Linked DNA regions of Homo sapiens: region 2 is linked to region 1. A link is an interaction called in ENCODE POLR2A ChIA-PET data of the cell type or tissue named here. Cell type or tissue: MCF 10A. All regions are shown on one strand.

What was found. ChIA-PET counts read pairs that join two places held together with the same protein. Peaks named below come from ENCODE experiments on the same cell type or tissue, not always from the same donor. Only the 100,000 strongest peaks of a DNase experiment are listed, where the experiment ranks them.
Region 2: POLR2A ChIA-PET joins it to region 1 with 5 read pairs; 2 of 35 experiments call an interaction of 5 or more read pairs at or near these places.

Annotation. Positions count from the first base shown.
Region 1 is chr22:44,867,033-44,875,032 of GRCh38, reverse strand. It overlaps LOC124905133 (a long non-coding RNA gene), which reads left to right and starts at 6,791. Exons shown (of 4, transcript XR_007068129.1): 1 at 6,791-8,000. RefSeq lists enhancers at 4,049-4,960, 5,873-6,784, 5,630-6,829, 6,785-7,697. In MCF 10A, no CTCF peak of the experiment used is centred here; a DNase peak (open chromatin) is centred at 4,852.
Region 2 is chr22:45,061,547-45,069,546 of GRCh38, reverse strand. No RefSeq gene overlaps it. Among named protein-coding and RNA genes, the nearest start is that of PHF21B, 56 kb to the right of the region's middle. In MCF 10A, no CTCF peak of the experiment used is centred here; a DNase peak (open chromatin) is centred at 4,826.

The DNA.
Region 1 (8,000 bases):
CTTCAACCTGTCTATATTTAAAGTGAATGTAGTTAGTTCTTGCTTTTATATCCATTTTGACATCTGCCCCTTAATTTTAAAGTTTAGTCCATGAATATTAGAGATAATTATTGATGCAGTTGGTAACTTTATTATTTGTTTCCTGTTTGTCCCATTTGGTTTCTTGTTCCACTGTTTATCTTGGCTTTTTTTGGTTTAAATTTTTTTTTTTTTTTTTGAGATGGAGTCTTGCTCTGTCGCCAGGCTGGAGTGCAATGGTGCGATCTTGGCTCACTGCAACCTCTGCCTCCCAGGTTCAAGCAATTCTTCTGCGTCAGCCTCCCGAGTAGCTGGGACTACAGGTGTGCACCACCACGCCTGGCTAATTTTTGTATTTTTAGTAGAGATGGGGTTTCACCATGTTGGCCAGTATGGTCTTGATCTCCTGACCTCGTGATCCACCCGCCTCGGCCTCCCAAAGAGCTAGGATTACAGGCATGAGCCACCACGCCCAGCCTAAAAAATATTTTTAATAATTCACTTTTAATTTTTTTGTTAGCTATATCTTCTTTTGTTTGTTTGAGACAGAGTCTGTCTCCGTCGCCCATGCTGGAGTGCACTAGCGATCGTGGCTCACTGCAACTTCCGCCTCCCGGGTTCAAGCGAGTCTCCTGCCTCAGCCTCCCAAGTAGCTGGGATTACAGGCACCCACCATCATGCCCAGCTAATTTTTGTATTTTTGTAGAGACGGGGTTTCACCATGTTGGCCACGTTGGTCTCAAAACTCCTGACCTCAGGTGATCTGCCGACCTTGGCCTCCCAAAGTGCTGGGATTATAGGCGTGAGCCACCACACCCAGCCAGCTATATCTTTTTACATTATTTTTTGGTAGTTGATCCTTGCATCATAATATACATCATTACCTTTCAGTTTACTTAAGGTTGATACTGTAAGCCCTAATATTAAATTTTTTAAATATATAGCTGTAGGTAAAGACCCTCTTGTTCCTTTCTTCTATGAAGAGTTTGGTATATCTCCTTCCCAGCTACTTTTTAAAAATTCTTCTTGTATATATATATACACATATATATATATATATATATGTATAGGTCATGTGTATATATATAGGACATTGTGTGTGTGTGTGTGTGTGTGTATATATGTCAATGTATATAATATTATTCAATCCATGAACAACATATAGGATTGTCTTGGTAGCTTAAAATTTTTACACATATGATGCCATGCTATCTTTATTGTTCTGTAGCTTTTTTCCTTCCTAATGCAATATTTTGAGATCTATCTATATTGATAAATTCACTCCTATTTTGTTCAGTTTAACTGCAGGACACTCTTCAATCTTGTGAATACATCACCCAATTTATTTGTCATTTCTGCTACTGATGGATATTTAGGCTGCATCTAATTATTTTCTCTGACAGCCGTGCTGCGGTGATGTTATTATACCTACTTTCTTGGTTATTATCTAGACTTAACAATGCTTGAACTTCACCAGCTTGCTAAATCGCTCTCTAAAGTGACTGTACTATTTGCATTGTGACCAGCAGTATACGAGAGTGCCCATTTCTCAAAATATTAAGAATAGGATTCATAGATAGTCACATTTCAAGTGATTTTTCTTTTCTTGGCGTGTGTGTGTGTGTGTGTGTGTGTGTGTGTGTGTGTGTGTGTTGTTTTTAAGACAGGGTCTCACTGTCACCCAGGCTGGAGTTCAGTGGCATGATCATGATCTCGGCTCATTGCAGCATCAACCTCCTGGACTCAAGCAGTCCTCCCATTTCAGCCTCCAAAGGAGCTGGGACTACAGGCACAGCTTGTATACCTTCTGTCATTGTTTTTTTTTTTTTTTCTTTTTTCCCCTAAACAGTAAGTTATTGTTATTCTAACAAAAAAGTAAAGCTTTTTGATATCAAATCAACAGCAGAGAGGCTGGGCACAGTGGCTCACGCCTGTAATCCCAGCACTTTGGGAGGCTGAGACAGGAAGATCACTTGAGGTCAGGAGTTTGAGCCCAGCCTGGCCAACGTGGTGAAACCCTGTCTCTACTAAAAATACGAGAATTACCCAGGCATAGTGGTGTGTGCCTGTAATTCCAGCTACTAGGGAGGCTGAGGTAGGAGAATCGCTTGAACCCAAAAGGGCTGCAGTGAACAGAGATTGCACCACTGCACTCCAGCCTGGGTGACAGAGTGAGACTCAATCTCAAAAATAATAATAATAAAATAATAAATTTTAAAAAATCAACAGCAGAACCTGCTCTTTCTCCCATACTCCTGCCATTCCAGGGACGATCACCCTTAGTTGCCCACATATCTCAAGCCAAAAACCAGGAGGTGTTTACGACTCTCTTGTCTCTTCTGTCTCCTATCCTGCACCTCCCTGTGCCCTGCACATACTGCTTTAGTTCTTAAAAACAGTTAATTGCGCATTTACTTTCTTTCTTTTTTTTTTTTTTTTTTTTTTGAGATGGAGTCTCGCTCTGTGGCCCAGGCGGGAGTGCAGTGGCGCAATCTCAGCTCACTGCAACCTCCGCCTCCTGGGTTCACGCCATTCTCCTGCCTCAGCCTCCCAAGTAGCTGGGACTACAGGCGCCCGCCATCACGCCTGGATAATTTTTTTGTATTTTTAGTAGAGACAGGGTTTCACCGTGTTAGCCAGGATGGTCTCGATCTCCTGACCTCGTGATCCGCCCGCCTCAGCCTTCCAAAGTGCTGGGATTACAAGCGTGAGCCACCGCGCCCGGCCGCATTTACTTTCTTACATTCTCCCCAGCTATTGAGGAAGCCCTTTGAGGGCAGGAAATGTACTGTGCTCTTCTCTGTAATTATGAGACTTTCACTGCCTGGCACAAAGCAGGTGCTTGGGAGCACACAGGGTATTGCAGGGTGGATGCTGACCTTCCCCATCACACAAAGAGAAAAAGCTCAGAGAACTTACACAGGTCATATGCCCACCATGTAGGACAAACACCCAAGCTGAGCCTTGTGACTTTCAACTCCCCGTCCTGGGCTAAATGACTTGCCAATGGTCACACAGCTGCAAATGGTACCAGAAGTGGGGTGCCCAGTCTTTGCCCCTCCAGTGACAGCAGGCTGGCCTTCTTCAGGGTAGACTGACTACTTGGTTTGCTACAGACTTTTATGCCTCAACAGAATTCAATAATTCATTGTGGATGTCAGTTACAAGTTCTGGGCAGCCCGCCTAATCTCTGGAGTCACTTAAAAATCTCTGTCGTTACTGCAAAGGTGAATGTTTGGACAATTTATTCTGTGCGTCCTGTCAATAGAGACACCCTGGAGTCCTCATTTCAGCACCGCATTTCATTGTTTTAAGCTGAAATGTGCTGATGTGCTTCCACCACATTATCTCTGTAATCACTTTCTTTTGCTGTGGAAATGATCAGGAAATTGTGCTTTGATACAAGGGAAGGGTGATGAGGCCACGCAGTGCTAAGCTAGGATTCCACAATTAACGTTTGTGACAGGGAAACTGTTATCAAAGAAGCCACAGGAGAACATCTTGGGGCCACCTCTTGGAGTCAGGAAATTTGAAACATATATTTCACAGACGTGCATTTTGCTGTAAACCTCTCTGCATAATGCATGAGATTTGATTTAATGTCATTGTTAATTCTGGTGCTCACAATGGTGGGCTCTTCAGGGAGCCATCATTTTTATTTCAGTTTTTTTTTTTTTCCCTGGCAACAGAATTCTGAGACCATTTTAGGGTTGTTCTGAATTGTGTGAGCACAAGACACCTTCCTGGGGAGGGGGTGCAGATGCTAGGTGTGGCTTTTCCAGAGGCTGTGGCCAGGGAGACAGGTGGCTGATTGCCTCGGGCTCCAAATCGAGCCATTCTTGGGGATCCCACTCAGGCCTGGTCTGGGTGCCTTGTGCCTGGATGTGTTTGGTCAGAGCTGGAAGGTTGCAGTTTTTAAAAAAAAGAATGAATGAGTGAATCAAAAGAAAAAGGCTTTAGGCCAGGCGCGGTGGCTTACGCCTATAATCCCAACACTTTGGGAGGCCGAGGTGGGTGGATCACCTGAGGTCAGGAGTTCGAGACCAGCCTGGCCAACATGGTGAAACCCCGTCTCTACTAAAATTACAAAAAAAAAAAAAAAAAAGCCAGGCGTGGTGGCGGGCGCCTGTAATCCCAGCTACTAGAGATGCTGAGGCAGGAGAACCACTTGAATCTGGGAGGCGGAGGTTGTAGTAAGCCAAGATTGCACCACTGCACTCCAGCCTGGGCGATGGAGTGAAACTCCATTTCAAGAAAAAGGAAAAAAAGACTTTGTAGCAGAGTAGAAAAGAAATAAAACAATAATCAACTTTCAAGATGCATAAAAGAATCATTCTGGCCTAGGTTAGCTAGGAGTGAGAGCTAAAAAGAACAGAAAAACAGATCATGTATGGTGAAGGTGCGGGAGGGAGTAAAAACATGAATGAAGGGAGGAGGAAGGCGTAGCCAGGCATTGGACAAGAGACCAGTGGGGAAGAAGGAGCCGGGAGGGGAAAGGGGAAGAGGAGTCCAGAAAGCCTCACTGAGGCCCACAGGCCCTGGTGGTTCCTCCGAAGGATAGGGCTCAGGGCTGGGTGCCTGTAGTCCTGCTCCCTGGAGCCCTGAAGCAGTGAGGGCATGAGGTGCAGTCCTCCTGCTCTAAGCTGGATGAGGGCTGGTGGGGGGTGAGCAGGGACCTGGAGCCTCTCAAAGGACTTCAGTGCAGAGGCTGCCAGGGGCACCGCCATGCATCTCTGTTTCCTGCCTAAACGTGGGCTGATGGTGACAGCTGACAACCCAGTGTGGATTAAACTTGCTGAGTCACTGCAAAAGGTGGGGCTGATCCTAGCTCAGGATTTTTGGTCTCTGACTGGCGTTCTCAGAGCTGGGAGTAGGCAGTGTAAAAACCCATTGTAGGGCCAGGTGCAGTGGCTCATGCCTGTAATCCTAGCACTCCGGGAGGCCGAGTTGGGTGGATTGCCTGAGCTCAGGAGTTTGAGACCAGCCTGGGCAACATGGTGGAACCCCATCTATACTAAAATAAAAAATATTCACTGGGCATGGTGGTGTGTGTTTGTAATCCCAGCTACTTGGGAGGCTGAAGCAGGAGAGTCGCTTGAACCCAGGAGGTGGAGTTTGCAGTGAGCCGAGATTGTGCCACTGCAGTCCAGCCTGGGGGTTAGAGCGAGACTCTGTCTCAAAACAAACAGACGAAAAACAAAACCCACTGTATAGATGGGAAGCCCAAGGCCCAGGTGTCTCCCTTTGGCTCCCACAGCTCCGTGGAAAAACATGGGGTTGCCCTGGTTCAAATCCCAGCTCTGCCACTCACTAGCTGTGTGACTTCAGGTGTGTTCTCTTACTGTTCTGTGGGGGGCCTCTGGATTCTCATGTGCACACTAGGAATGAGAATATCAGAGGGCACACAGACCTACTCCAGTGTCCTCACAGGAGAAACTCATCCAGTAGGATTAATATTCCTGGCCTCCCCATGCCTCCTCCCATGGGAAGAGTAGAGAATATTCTGACTGTCACTCCCCAGAGAGGAAGCCAGGCCTGGTTAGCTGTGCCAGTCCTCAAGAGCCAGCTGTCTGCAGGGCCAGTGACCGGGCGGTGAGTCCGTCTGAATCACAGTGACCAGTTAGCAAAGGCCCTCATCCACAGATCAGGGCCTCTGGGCAGCTGTAGGGAAACTTCAGTTTCCACCTGTGGGCCTCCTGAAAGACCGCTTTCTCAATTTGTTACAGTAGTAGCTAGTCAGACGGGAGCGGGGCAGGGGAGGGCTCCCCCCACCCCCACTAGGAGAGTCAGGTGGCCACGTGATGGCAGGCAGTTGTTACTGTTTCTCTATAATTGTAATTGTTTGCAGCCAGAACCAGGGAACGCAGCCTCTGAATAGAATCACCTGAAGCTGGTGCCATGGTAATAAGCTTCCCCCGACAAAGATCTCAGGAGTTGGGCGAGCGAGTTCACACACGAGCACTAGGAGGCAAAATGGTGGAATTTAACTTGTGTTTGACCTCATGGGAACGAGGAGAGAAGCCACTTCTCTTACTGTCTCCTGTCTCTGAAGAGGAGGAGGAAGTAAACGTTGAAAAACAACAGGAATGAAGTCAGTGGCAAGACCAGCCGGTGCCACCGATGACCCGGCCTGAGGTTAAAAGATTACCCCCCGACCTCTAACCACACGTGCTCTCAATCCATCACGACCCGTTCACGTGGAACCCCTTAGAGTTGTAAGCCCTTAAAAGGGCCAGGAACGGTGTCTTCGGCGAGGTCGGCTCTTAAGACGCGAGTCTGTCGGCGTTCCAGGCTGGATAAAAAACCTCGTCCTTCTTTAGTCTGGTGTCTGAGGAGTTTTGTCTGCGGCTCGTCCTGCTACAGGAGCGCTCGACGGGTAAGGGGAAAACACCCAGGCGAGCACGCACACAGCTCCGGTAAACACTGTGCGTGCTCCCCTCCAAAGTGCTGGCGGGCCTCTGTGCATGCGGACAGCCCACCCCAAGGGAGGAATCGGGAGAAGGCACACAGACCTCAGATGCCTGCCAACACATAAAACCTTTTTTTTTCTTGAGACAGTCTCACTTGTCACTCAAGCTGGAGTACAGTGGCGCAATCTCGTCTCACTGCAACCTCCGCCTCCCAGGTTCAAGTGATTCTCCTGCCTCCGCCTCCCAAGTAGCTGGGACTACAGGTGCCCACCCCCGCCGCCCCCCGTCCCCCTGCCCCCCACCTGGCTAATTTTTGTATTTTTAGTAGACACAGGGTTTCATCATGTTGGCCAGGCTGGTCTCGAACTCCTGACCTCAGGTAATCCACCCGCCTTGGCCTCCCAAAGTGCTGGGATTACAGGCGTGAGTCGCCGAGCCCGGCCAGTCGAACTCTTTCTTCTGAGGAGGTAAGGATTGAGATTGCTGCAGAACATAGGGATTCGTGGTCAGTAATATACCATGTGTCTGAGGTAGGTTCTCAGCTTGGGCAGAGAAGAGGGGTGTCATTTGGGGACTCCATCCGCAGCTGGGATGGCACGAGGCTTACCAGGGGGTGTAACGGCCACTCTGCAACCCTCCCTATCTCTGTCCCCATGCCCATGACCCTGCACCATCCATGTTCTGAAGGCAGGGCCAGCTCAGCGCCCACCAGCACCGAGCTGCTACTGAGCCGCCCTCTCTCCTAGAAGGAAAATGGATTCAGCTAGTGGCTCCCCACCAGACTGGCACCCTCGCGACTCATCCCCGCCATTGGTAAAGGAATGACCGGGCCTCAGGGGCATGGTGCTGCCACCTGGACGTCAGACAGAATCGGAGTTGGAGGCTGGTTGGGAGAAAGCAGAACCCTCTCCAGCTTGCCCTGGAGTGTGAGGTGCCCGCGGTGCACCGATAGGTCAACACCCCATGCAGGCACGAAGGAGATGGCAGCCACCAGGCTCGGTTGAAATATTCATTTCAAGGGAATTCCTTGTCCATTCAAATGACTGAACAACAGCTTGATTTCATGGAATAATGGCTTTTATTAAGAAGCCAACAGGAATGATCACAGTGGGGAGTCTTGTGTCTTGGCAGTGGGTGTTTGTAGAGCACCCAGTGTTCACCAGCAACTCTGTGCAAGTCTCGGAGGGTGGTTGGTGTGTTGGAGGATGTGGGTATACAGTAGCATGGGCATGCATGTGCATACGTGTTCATACATGCACCTGCAGCGGGAACTTGGTGAATACTTGTTGGTTGGTGTGTTTTTTTGTTTTTTTTTTTTTTTGAGATGGAGTTTTGCTCTTGTTGCCCAGGCTGGAGTGCAATGGCGCCATCTTGGCTCACTGCAACCTGTCTTCCCAGTTCAAGCAATTCTCCTGCTTCGGCCTCCCAAGTAGCTGGGATTACAGGTGTGTGCCACTACACCTGGATAAATTTTTTTTTTCTTTTTTTTTTGTGGAGACAGGCTTTCACCATGTTGGATCAGGCTGGTCTCAAACTCCTGACCTCAAGTGATGCGCCTGCCTCGGCCTCCCC
Region 2 (8,000 bases), 190 kb before region 1:
CTATCTGCCGTGGGCGCCCAGAGAGAGCCCCTGACTCAGCCCAGAGCAGGGAGGGTCTCCCATGGCAAACCTTTGAGCAGACTGAAAGCTGGAGTGAAGGAGAGGTATCCCAGGCAGATGAACAGATGCACTTACCATGCAAAGTGCCTGGATAGCTGAGCACAGGTCCCATACCTTTGCCAGCTCCTTTGCAGGTATTCCAGCATATTCCTGAATCATGGCTCATGGAAAGTGGGCTAATGGAATATACCACTTCTGTGTCTGGGCCTGACCCCTCTGGTGAGATCCTTTCTTCTCTCTTTCCCCTCATCTGCTGGTTGAATGTTGATGTCTGAGATGATCTTGTTAAAGGTCCGTTGTGTCCCTGAATGACTGCCTGGAGCAGAGCTCTCCTCCCCGTGCTGCTACAGATACTCCTTTATGTGAGCAGAAATGAGGTCTCAATTTCTGTTGTGTTGAGCTTCTGAGATATGGGGTCATCTGTTACAGTCATAGGCATTATCTTAACCTGGACAGTGGGGAAAAATGGAGTGTCACCTACTGTATAGCTTCAGAGGGATGAGTGGGAAGGAGTGAGGAGGAGACGAAATAAGAACAGCTATTTGAGATCAGACTGAGAAGGACCATGATTTTTAGACAGTAGATTTGGACTTCATCCAGTGTTGGGCCCTTGAAAGGTTGTAAGTTGGACAGTTATGTGATCAGGCCTGAGGTTATGAACTATAACTCTGTGATTAAATAAATTAAAACACATCCATGTATCAAAATTCTCCTCAACCATTAAAAATAACAATGTAAAACAACTGTTTTTGACCTGAAAAGATGTCTACAATCCATTATGTGGGAAAAAAATGTAGCTTGAGAAATAGTGTATATAACATGAATATGCTTTTATTTCAAAAAGATCCACCATATCTGAGGTGGATTACATAACTGGCCCAGGTCTTCATCCTTTCCTGGATCCCTGCTCCTCTCCTTGTAATCTCCAGTGCCCTCCAGCTGTGGGTGAGGTGTACTTCCTTGTCTCTTGACTTGGGTGATGTGGTTTGGCTATGTCCCCACCCAAATCTCATCTTGAATTGTAGCTCCCATAATCCCCACATGTCATGGAAGGGACCTAGTGGGAGGTAACTGAATCACGGGACTGGTTTTTTCCCCGTGCTGTTCTTGTGATTAGTGAATAAGACTCCAGAGATCTGATGGTTTTATAAAGGGCAGCTCCCCTGCACACGCCCTCTTGCCTGCTGCCGTGTAAGACATGTCTTTGCTCCTCCTTCACCTTCCACCATGATTGTGAGGCCTCCTCAGCCATGTGGAAGTATAAGTCCATTAAACCTCTTTTTCTTTATAAATTGCCCAGTCTCAGGTATTTTTTTCATAGTAGTATGAAAATGGACCAATACATGGGGTTAGCCACATTATTTACTTTATCCATAGGATGAGACAGAAGTGATGGATGTACCAGTTCTGGGAGTGGTTTCAGTTGGTCTCTTTTGCTGTTGAGAAGAAAATTCTTATGCTACCCACTGGTCTCAGGAGGTGGATGAGGGATATGCAGAATTAAGTCACCAGCCAAGACCAGCCCCAATCAGCCAACCCTAAGCCAATTCCCAAAGGAATGAGTAAGCCCAGCCAAGATCAGCAGAGGCATCCACTGAGCCCAGCCTCCGTCAGCCAAACTATGACAATCTGCAGCTCATAAAAACACATGATTGTTTGAAGCCACTAAGTTCTAGGATGGTTTGTTACATAGGTTTTTTTTTGTGGCAATTGCTAATTGGTACAATATCTATATATGAATGATTATTAAAAAGTCTGGAAGAAGTTGAATTTTGAGTAATATCGTTTCTTTTTTAGTATTATTTGAATTTATTTTAATGAGCCCATATAACTTTTATAATAATGAAAAATAAAGTAATATTTTGAAAAAGTCTGGGAATGGCCTGGAGAACAGATTAGCTGGGAAGAGACTGGAGCTAGGCAGCCCATCAGGAGGTTGGTGCACTGGTTTTTGTTTGTTTGTGGTTTTTTTGGTCTTTTTTTTTTTTGAGACAGAGTCTCACTCTGTCACCTGGGTTGGAGTGCAGTGGGATTACAGGTGTGAGTCACTGCGCCCGGCCTGTGCACTGTTTTTGTTTGTTTGTTTGTTTTGAGACAGAGTCTTGCTCTGTCACCCAAGTTGGATTGTAGTGGCAAGATCTTGGCTCACTGCAACCTCCACCTCCTGGGTTCAAGCAATTCTCTTGCCTCAGCCTCTCTAGAAGCTGGGGTTACAGATGCACGCCACCACACCTGGCTGATTTTTGTCTTTTTAGTAGAGACGGGGTTTCACCATGTTGGCCAGGCTGGTCTTGAACTCCTGACCTCAGGTGATCCGCCTGCCTTAGTTGGCCTTCCAAAGTGCTGGAATTACAGGCATGAGCCACTGCACCTGGCCTGTGCACTGTTTTTTAACGGGGCTGCTGAAGGCCTGAGCCAGAGCAGGGCTCCCGCTTCCCCACAGCATCACATGCCTGTGTTCCCTCTCCACACCCTCCTTCCCTTTAAGGAACTAGTTTCAAAGAGAGCAGTCTTGCTGAAAAGAGAAATAATAAACTGCCTCTGGAAATTGGTGACTGTAGATGGTTCCTTTTAGGAGCATCTGCATTTTAACAGGGACAGGGAGAAATTCTCCAATGATGGAAGTTTGGGAGTTGGAAAGCAGATGTATTTGGGAAAGTGCCTTCTTATGCCTTCCCAGCTCATTGCATGGGTCAAAGCCAACACCTTCCCTGCCGCCCACACATGTAGCCATAAGCTCCTGATTCTCCTCTGTAACCCTGGAACCATTAGCACCCAACACAGGGTACTCCCCTGGGGTACCAGCTAAGTGGGGAGGAGGGGGCACTGTGAGTTGGGAAGCCTGGGGGAGTGAGTGCAGGAGACACCACACCTAAGCCTTTCATGTCGGGGCTAGGGCATGAGCTGATCCAGATGGAACTTGCTGGAAGGAACCAGACTTGCTTCCTGCACTATTCCCCTTCATGGTGGCCTGTCTCCTCACCAGAGTATAATACGCTTCTCAAAAAAATGTTGGTTTTGGAGACAGGGTCTCACTCTGTCACCCAGGCCCAAATTTTTTACTGTGGTAAAAGACATATAAGATTTACCGTCTTGCACTTTGGGAGGCCGAAGCAGGCGGATCACCCGAGGTCAGCAGTTCGAGACCAGCCTGGCCAACATGGTGAAACCCCGCCTCTACTACAAATACAAAGAAATTAGCCAGGCGTTGTGGTGGGTGCCTGTAGTCTCTTCTCCTCCTCCTTCTTTTTTGAAACGGAGTTTCACTCTTGTCGCCCAGGCTGGAGTGCAGTGCATGATCTTGGCTCACTGCAAGCTCCGCCTCCCGGGTTCAAGCGATTCTCCTGCCTCAGCCTCTCAGGTAGCTGGGACCACAGGTGCTTGCCACCACACCTCCCAAACTGTTGGGATTACAGGCGTGAGCCACCATGCCTGGCCTCATCATCATCTTTCTAGAGGAAAAAGACACTCAGTGAGGCAGAGAGCATGTCTGTCCTGTTTCTCACCAATCCCCTTGGGGTCTAGAATGGCTCCCGACACACAGAAATTGCTCAATAAATGCTGGTGAGTGAGTGGATCTCGACGCCACAGGAGAGAAGACAAACCACCACAGTGCGGTGCCATCTACAAAGTCACGCCGCATCCATCCCATGGGGCACCTCAGTCCAGGGCTCTCCTTTCACGGAGCCAAGCTGCCCCTCTGAAAAAAAAGGAAAAACAGGGAGAGATACCATAAAGCAGCTTATATGCTCCTGAAACTAAAATAATATTTGTGGAAATGCTTGCTTGGTGTTGGGAAATGAAATCTGGAACTACATCCTTTATGTCATTTCTTTCATCATGATCTCTGCTGAAGACTGAAAATTTGGAATACTGGGGTTGGAAGGTACCTTAAGATTCATCTACAATGATTACCCACTGGAGGCCCGGTGCGGTGGCTCACGCCTGTAACCCCAGCACTTTGGGAGGCTGAGGCGGGCGGATCACGAGGTCAGGAGATTGAGACCATCCTGGCTAACACGAGGAAACCCTGTCTCTACTAAAAATACAAAAAAAAAATTAGCTGTGCGTGGTGGCGGGCGCCTGTAGTCCCAGCTACTCAGGAGGCTGAGGCAGGAGAATGGTGTGAACCCGGGAGGCGGAGCTTGCAGTGAGCCGAGATCACGCCACTGTACTCCAGCCTGGGTGACAGAGCGAGACTCCATCTCAATAATAATAATAACCCACTGGATGATTTAATATTTTCTTCAGCAAGTGTGCAGGGGTAACACATTAGGAATTTGTTGCTTTGAATGTGTCATTTGTGAGAGACTCGGGGTTAAGTTATATCTAAAACAAAAGCAAATGCCTTGGAGTAGGGCCCCGAGGGGCTTGCTCATGAGGCATAGGCATGAAGCTCCAGGTTTGGGTTCTCGGCATCTATTTTGAATGTTCAGGGCCCATCTTTGCTATTCTAGCATTGGGAATGTTCCAGATGGTGCAAGGAGCTAGATCATAATCTCCAAAGAGGTCAGGTGTCACGACGGGGTTGGCTCTGCCACTGAGCCTACCCTACGTGTGTCTGTCTTTAATTTAGGAGGGGCCGTATGGCCCCCTCTTCATGGGATCTGGAGGAGGGACACGTGTTTGTCACTTTCTTCTGCAGGTAGCGTCAGCACCATGAAATTGGGAACCCCCAGCCCCAGGTGGTGGGAAGGCTCGTGCTGGCTTCTGAGCTGCCCACAGTGACTAAGAATGACGCATGAAAACAGCAGCTGAAAATGTCACCACCCACCTCCCCCACTTTCCACAAAAAAAAAACAAAAACGAAACATTGGCCCAGGGCAATGCAGTCTGTGAGCCAAACGAAGCAGCAACCGTTTATTTGTGGCCAGAGACAAAGTTTCCCTTGAAATCAGTGTTGCTCATGACCATCTTTATCCACTGTCCACAGACAAATAGATTCCTGAACGGGTCTCTGTGGCTAAAGCCCATTCAGTTCTATGGAGTCAGGCCCAACCTCACACCCCAGGGGTGATGTGGCAGGAACGCTTTATGATATGCCACTTAAAACCTGTCAACCCCAGGGTCCTCATTTTTAAAGGGGAGATCCTCCCCGCCCGGGCTGCCATCCAGCATGGGCATGAAATTCTGTGCAGAGCAGTGCTGTGCATCAGTTACTCTGGACAGCATCCCTTTATCACTGTGACCTTCCGTCCTTCTCAAGGTCTCATCTGACGAGTGGGAATCGGGGCCGCTACCTCCCCAGCTCAGGGGAGCTGAGCCAGCTGTCCTTTGGTCCCTCCTCCCCGACAGGGACTCCCTGGCAATCACTGACTTTGGCATCAATCACTATCTTTATGGAAAATCAAAGGAACTCCTATCAATAAAAGTTAGGCGGGGGATGTGGAAGTATACAGCAACCTGACCAGCGTGGGCCTTCGTCATAAAGGGTCACATAAGTTATTGAAAAGTTGTAAATATATGATTCAGAGCCCGGCATCCTCAGAGTTGGAAGAAGAGGCAGAAGGCCTTTGGTCCACCCTCATATTCAGGGGTAAGGCAGGCAGAGATTATTACCTCCCAATACAGGGATGGGAAAACTGAGACCCATCCTCAAGACCACCCTGCAACCTAGTCTTCCTCCTGGAGAAGACCCAGAAGATTTGGGCTGAGCCCCCAAACACTGACCTATTTTTGTAAGACCTTTTTTTGTTGTCGTTTATTTTTAGTTAACAGGATAATTTTAAGGTCCTCATGATTAGTAGTGAGCCTGCAAAGCCAGCCCTGCTGTTAACTAGAACAATCCAACAGGAGGCAGATCTTGTCAGGGGTGGTAGGGAGACAATAAGATTCTCAATCAGACAGGAGTGGAGAGGACCTGGCAGGATGGTGGTGGAGCTGGACGTGCAGGTGAAGAGGTTTGCCGACGGCTCTGTTATTGGTGCATTGGGCTCTTGCAATCTCCCAGGATAGAAATCAAGAGAGGTGGCTGGGCATGGTGGTTCACGCCTGTAATTGTAGCATTTGGGAGGCCAAGGAAGGCAGATCATTTGAGGTCAGGAGTCCAAGACCAGCCTGACCAACATGGAGAAACCCTATCTCTACTAAAAATACAAAATTAGTGGGGCGTGGTGGCGCATGCCTGTAATCCCAGCAATTTAGGAGGCTGAGGCAGGAGAATTGCTTGAACGCGGGAGGCGGAGGTTGTGGTGAGCCTAGATCACGCCATTGCACTCCAGCCTGGGCGACAAGAGCGAAACTCCATCTCAAAAAAAAAAAAAAAAAAAAAAAGGAAATTAGCCAGCTCTGGTGGTGTGTGGCTGTAATCCCAGCTAGTAGGGAGGCTGAGGCAGGAGAATCGCTTGAACCCAGGGTGCGGAGGTTGCAGTGAGCTGAGATTGCACCACTACACTCCAGCCTGGGTGACAGAGTGAGACTCTGTCTCAAAAAATAAAATAAAATAAAATAAAATAAAATAAAATAAAATAAAATAAAATAAAATTCAAGAGAGGTCAGCAGACACAGCAGCAAAGAGAAAGAGAAAGCTCATTTAGCTTGCGCACAAGGGAGCCGGCACCATGAAAGGGAAAAGGCAGGCTGCTCTCTGAAGGTAGCGGAGTTGTGTTAGAGCATGTGTGTGTGTATGTGTGTGTGTGTGCATGACAGAGAGAAAAAGACAGGCCTTCCCCTACAATACTGTGGCCTCCACTATGTAATTGATAGAGGTATGAATTTGTTTATTTTGGATTTATTTGGCCAGTAATGGACCCAGGATCTTCTAGGTTGTTTTGACTTTCATATTGCTATGCTATGCATAACAAAACCCCCGTCTCTACAAAAATAAAAGATAAAATGAGCCAGGTGTGGTGGCCCAGGCCCATAGTCCTAGCTACTCAGGAGGCTGAGGCAGAAGCATCACTTGAGCCTGGGAGGTAGAGTCTACAGTGAGCCATGATCACACTACTGTACTCCAGAGCCTGTTTCTAACAGCAACAACAAAATCAAGGAATAAAGAATCTAAATCCTTGGGGGTCATCTCACCCAAGGCCTCCCCTTGAGGTCCCGGCCCATGGCCACCCACCTAAGTGCCTGTCCTCAGCCCTCCTGGCTCTTCCCTCTCCCCTCCCCTCCCCTCCTGTGGGATCCCTGGGCAGTCTGGTTGAGCGCTGAGAAAGCTTCCGTCGGTGCAGCTCAGACCCCCTCAGTCACTCGCATGAGACCCTTCTGAGCTCCCTGTGCCTGGCTCCCCAGCCCCAGCCCCACAGCCAGCCAGCTCTGCTCTGCCCCACTCCCCGGTGCTGTCTCGAGAGCACCTCACACTGTGGCCCCACACTGTCTCCACTGTGGCCCGCTTGTCCATGGTGGGAATAAGCCGCGGCGTTCTCTGTTTCCTCCACTTGTCCTCCTCTGCCCTCCCTCCAGCACCCTCCATCCCACGGCGTTTGCCTCACTGGTGTTCTCTCCATCATCCATTTCTCTCCAAGCCTGGAGACCCCCAGTCATGGTCTCCAAGCTCATCTCAAATCCCCACCTTCACGGAACATTCCCTGGCCACCCACCCTCCCCACCAGGCAAGGATCCTTGGTTCTTCCTCTGGGCCACCACAGGATTCCCCAGCTCCGGGTCAGGGGCTGTCTTCTCGGGGAATCCCTGGGTGTCTAGCACAGGGCCTGGCCCCCCTACAAGTACAGGGCAAACATGTTTTAAATGAATGGGTTGGGTCAGTGGATGATAGGATCTGTTTCTTCTGATGCTTCGTGAAAGCCCTTTGGGGCCATTGAATTTTCCTACATTATCATTTCTTTGTCAAGGTAATTAGGGAAGATATTATTTTTCCATTTTACAGGTGAGATAAGTGATCCCACCACAAAGCTGGCTCCTGTACATGCCTCTCTGGTCCTGCTTCTGGCTGACGGGCTGGAACCACACCTGCCTGGCCTGTGGGAGGCAGTGGAGGA